Linked DNA regions of Homo sapiens: region 2 is linked to region 1. A link is a loop called in an ENCODE intact Hi-C map of the cell type or tissue named here. Cell type or tissue: dorsolateral prefrontal cortex. All regions are shown on one strand. Region 1 overlaps NMNAT3 (nicotinamide nucleotide adenylyltransferase 3). Region 2 overlaps COPB2-DT (COPB2 divergent transcript).

Evidence for each region. Hi-C counts contacts between places; a loop is a spot of excess contacts. Peaks named below come from ENCODE experiments on the same cell type or tissue, not always from the same donor. Only the 100,000 strongest peaks of a DNase experiment are listed, where the experiment ranks them.
Region 2: a loop joins it to region 1, with 2.9 times the contacts of the local background. A loop is called at or near these places in 4 of 110 quality-filtered maps.

Annotation. Positions count from the first base shown.
Region 1 is chr3:139,561,028-139,563,527 of GRCh38, reverse strand. It overlaps NMNAT3 (nicotinamide nucleotide adenylyltransferase 3), which reads left to right. Exons shown (of 7, transcript NM_001401600.1): 7 at 2,136-2,500. The region is part of intron 3 of COPB2-DT (COPB2 divergent transcript); the gene reads right to left. Among named protein-coding and RNA genes, the nearest start is that of RBP1, 23 kb to the right of the region's middle. In dorsolateral prefrontal cortex, CTCF peaks have their summits at 1,045 and 1,244; a DNase peak (open chromatin) is centred at 1,238; H3K27ac peaks cover 1,060 bases.
Region 2 is chr3:139,505,923-139,508,422 of GRCh38, reverse strand. All of the region lies in intron 3 of COPB2-DT (COPB2 divergent transcript), which reads right to left. Among named protein-coding and RNA genes, the nearest start is that of RBP2, 31 kb to the right of the region's middle. In dorsolateral prefrontal cortex, CTCF peaks have their summits at 1,241 and 1,445; a DNase peak (open chromatin) is centred at 1,426.

The DNA of each region.
Region 1 (2,500 bases):
TAATGAATCAAACGGTACCCAATGTTGAAACTGACATGCAGAAATTGTCCCCACAAAAAAATCTATTGGAAAAAGGAGGTGGTATCTTCTCTGTTCTCTGACCTGTAGGAAGAGAGGGGGTGTGTCCCAGGTCCCAGCAAATCCTGGAATGAAATGCACATCATAGTACCTCCCCCATAGGAAGACCACATAAAACTACCTAATTGTTTGAAAGACCAAACACTGTTCTCCTTTATACTACACTGGTTGGATAGATAAGAAATTGGAGTAAAACTTCACAGATGCAGAACCGTTCAAATATACATATGTGTTGTGAGCAATGGGACCAGCCCAAATTAGTGAAAAGTGTGAGTTACTGAATAATTGTTAAATGCTGTTTTATTGGTTTAAAAAGGCCAGACACTGGGAGACAATTCATAAATGTTGAGTGGGTGTTTCTATGAATAGAGTGGTAGATAAATGAGTAAATGGATAAGTGAATGAATGAATAAATGAAGGGTAATATCCTCATTTTAAAGTTGAGATCACATGAGGTATTGAACGTCAGAACCAGAATTTGGGTGTAAGGTGTCTGGCTCTAGAGTCTTAGTTTGTAACCACTAAGAGTTCATACATGCATGAATGAAGGAATGTTTGAATATCGTTTACTAGACCAGTATTATGCCGCTAGAGCATTTGAAAAGTGTGTTTCTGTGATTGCATATGTTGCTTTAAATGAGTCTAGAGCTCATCATCTCATGGATGGGGAAACTGATACCCAGAGAAAGGTCTTGGCTCTGGCCGCACAGCAGCCTGTGCCCAGTTGAGGCCAGGACTCAGACTTCTCCATGACACCTCCAGTCTCTCACTTTCCATTCCACAGTTGCTCCAGTGCTTTTGTGTGAACTCATCTCTCTGGTCCACATTTGGATTCCTTTAAAGGTTCCACCTTAGAGGATCCTAAACTGACCATTTACACAAGTTTTTCTCCAGTATGGTAGCCCTGGAGCCTCTCTTTACTCAGACTTTGTGGTGACTGACAGGGGCCAGTACTCTGGGACCCCAGTCTTTGCCATTTACTGAAGCTGGGATCAGCTTCTGGAAGAATCAGAGACCCTGCAGCTTGTTTCTAGCATAGACTTGGATTTCCTTTGCTGATTAGCTCACCAAGAGGGACACGGATAGTGCCAGGAAAATCAGTCTGGAACTCTAGGAAGGGCTTCTCCAGTATAATGCAGGTACAGATTTCCACCAGCAGGCAGCAGCAGAACCCAGCAGTTACAAATGCCACACCTGGAGGATGGCTGCCTGGGTTTGACACCTGACTTATCTGCCTAACTGAGTGACCTCAGGCAAGTCACTTATCTCTCTCTGCCTCAGTTGCCCCCTCCATAAAATGGGCACAATACTCACCTCATAAATTGTTCTGGGGTGCATATGGTATTATACACATAAAGAGCTTAGTAGTAGTGCCCACAGTAATCTCCCAATAAATGTTATGTATTATTTCATTATCACAATTAGCATTCTGTTAGAACACATTCCAAAGGATTATCCACATTAAGCATTGTTCTAGAGCTTTGTTTTATTGGAAACTGCAATGAAAAGGCCACCAGCTGGAGTCTTAGAGACCTTTTGTTTATCCAAAGAGCCTTTATAATTAATCTTTATAGTGAGATTGTTATATAAAAGTGCCAGGTACTAGTTCCTAGTAACACAAGGGCTGAAATGGATTTCAAATAAGGCAGTGACTTGTCCAAGGCCCATGGCTTGTTGGTCTCAGAGCTTTCAGAACCTTACCTTCTATCAGAAGACACAGTACTGGGTACAGCACAGCCACCTTTAGAGCACTCTGCCTTGGTCCAAAGCAACCACAGACAGACTTCTGTTAGAACACTGAAAAGAAAAAAAATCGTATTCCTTGGCACTTTTCCAATATTAAACAAAAGGTGTATTGATTAAATCATTACTTACAACTGTATTCCCTGAAATGGCTGCAGATTCATTTACATGCTTTTTCTTTTCAAGTCATGAACATGGAGACACTGAGTTCTCGATACATCCAAGAAAAGCATTTTGTGAGACTTTCCAATGATGTTGTCTTTCCTGGCAGTGACCTCTCTCTAACTTTACTGGGTCCATCCTTGTTTTTGCAGCTGTGCCTGAGCTGAAGCTTCTCTGTGGGGCAGACGTCTTGAAGACCTTCCAGACCCCCAACCTCTGGAAGGATGCGCACATCCAGGAAATAGTGGAGAAGTTTGGCTTGGTGTGCGTGGGCCGAGTAGGTCACGACCCAAAAGGTTACATCGCAGAATCTCCCATCCTACGGATGCACCAGCACAACATTCACCTGGCCAAGGAGCCTGTGCAGAATGAGATCAGTGCCACATACATCAGGCGAGCCTTGGGCCAAGGGCAGAGCGTAAAGTACCTGATTCCCGATGCTGTCATCACGTACATCAAGGACCATGGCCTCTACACCAAGGGCAGTACCTGGAAAGGCAAAAGCACCCAGAGCACT
Region 2 (2,500 bases), 55 kb after region 1:
TAAGTAGATGAAGCAGTGGAGAAGGAGGATAGAGACCTAGAGGAGAAGAGAGCTGAGGTGGTTTTAAAATATTTTGGCAAATTCTTTGACACAGCTTCTTCAAAAGGTGCAGACTAATTTCCTTTCACTTGAATGTGGACTGGCAGCAGAAGTAATGGTGTGTGACTTCCAACTCTAGGTCACAAGAGGTATAGCTTTCTCCTTGCTCTCTCTTCTGGACCACTTGATCTGAAGGAAGCCAGCCACTAGGTCATGAGGACATTCGAGCAGCCCTGTGGAAAGGCACATGTGGAGAGCAACTGAGACTTCTCACCCACAGCCTGTGAGCCACCATTAAGAGAAGATTCTCCAGCCCAGCTAAGCTACTCTTAAATTCTGGACCCAGAGGACTGTAAAATAATAAATATTTGTGTTATTTCAAACTACTAAGTCTTGGGGTAATCTGTTACAAAGCAATCAATAACTAATAAAGGAACTCTCAGATACACAATCAGGTTGGTTTCTGGAACCAGGAAGGACTGCTGTGCCCTGTCTTGTGAACCCCATGTGTCTGGCACACCAGTTCACAGCAAGACTTTCTTTCCACTCTGCAGGGTTTTGTAGGCAGAACTAAGAGGCAGCACTGGGATTGGCACCTGGGTCTCTGTGATGCCAAAGACTCTTCCCTTCTCATGAGGACACATTGCACAGTCTGGGTGCCAAGAAGCTACAAAAAGGGGACCCTGTAGCAGGTGGGGGAAAGAGCTAACAAACCTCAACTTGTTCTGAATCCTAAAGAGTCCAAAACTAAAGGATAGAATAAGATGCCAGTTCTCCTATCAACTTAATTACTTAATTAACTCAATGGAAATGTGATTAAGGTAGAGATTGAGATGAGATCATACCGGATTATGGTGGTCCCTAAATCCAATGAGTCTCTCTTTATAAGAGATAGAGACACACACACAGAAGGAGGCAATGTGAATATGGAGGCAAAAACTGGAGTGATGTGTTCACAAGACAAAGAATGCCAAGGGTTGCTGGCAACCACTAGAAGATAGCAGGGACCATTGAACAGATTCTCCCCTTGGAACCTGCAGAAGGAACCAACCCTGCCAACATCTCGATTTTTTTCTTACTTCTGGCCTCCTGAACTGAGAGAATAAATTTCTGTTATTATAAGCCACGAAACAAAAACACCAAGACAAACAAGAACAAGAACAACTACAACAAGAGCAATAACCCCAATGAAATAAAATAAATAAATGAGAGCAATATCAGATAACAATTTCAAAATGGCCTTGGGGGATTGAGATATCTCCCTGAAGTCTTTCATTCCTCGGTAAATGTGTGTTGACCACTGGCTCAGTGCTGAAACCATGACTGGCCATTCACTCAGGAAATGTCACATCAGGACAAGGGACTGAATGAGTACTCCAGAGGGCCAGTGCTCCAGGAGCTTGCTGGCATCTAGAGGGCAGTGTGAGATGCAGGAATCTAGAAAGACTCCCTGCAAGGGGGTTAAATACTTCCAAAGCTAAGGGGATATTTCTAGCAAGCACAGATACACAACCCCAGGTGTAGCGCTGTAGGCTGGTCCATTGTGTGGGGGCATTACCAGAAGGAAGAAGTATCTTTCTGCTTCTAAAAGAAGAACCTTAAGGGAGCAAGGCCTTAATCCAAAAAAGTGCTCTTAGACCCTCTGTGATGTCTCAGACACTGTGAGAAGTGGCAGGGGAGTTAGTTTCAGGGAACTTCCAGTGCCCACAGTAGCACCTTAATTCCTGTCATGTAGCATCTGCCCTGCTCATTTTGGTGTTTAAAGCCCCCTGAAGTCCCTTTTCTGAAAATCTGAACACTCTCTTTCTGTTTGAGCTAGGCTTGTCTCCTGAAGTGAATGTGATGGCTCCTGCACGACATTATTTTCCTTCCCATTTTCTCCTGAAAAATGCCTGATCCTTCCCTTTCTAGCAATTCTTACGAACTTGCTCAAAAAGTGCTTCCTCCAAGAAGCCCTCCTTGAGTCACTCTTTTCTAACTAAGTTTACTCAATTTCAGTTGGTTTGGTTCTGCTGAAATCTTGGCAGACAGGGGCCAAGTCAGGTTGCATATCAAGGAACTCTTTCTTACTGACCCATTTGATGACCACAGGGCCTCCATTAGACTTTCTCTAGCCAGGCAGGACCTAGTCTCATGCTGTTCACCTCTCCCTCTCTGCTGCTCCCTGAGTTCTCTAAGTTACTGGGTACAAAACTGTGCAATAAGTTAATTAATAGCCTGAACTTCACACAGTGTGTTTATCAGCCCAACCTTGATCATGCTTACATTTATGGCCCTTCTATGAAGACCTCCAGACCGTGTTAAGAAATCTTCCTGCCACGTAGCCATAGGTGGGGACCTTTGGCCCACAAAAGAGGCCACCTCTGAGAGGGTGCTGTTCTTCAGATGAGGTGGGCATTGCATCACCTAATCTGGGGTATGAAGATAATGCTTGGATATGTCTTCAGAAAATCTCTGCTCT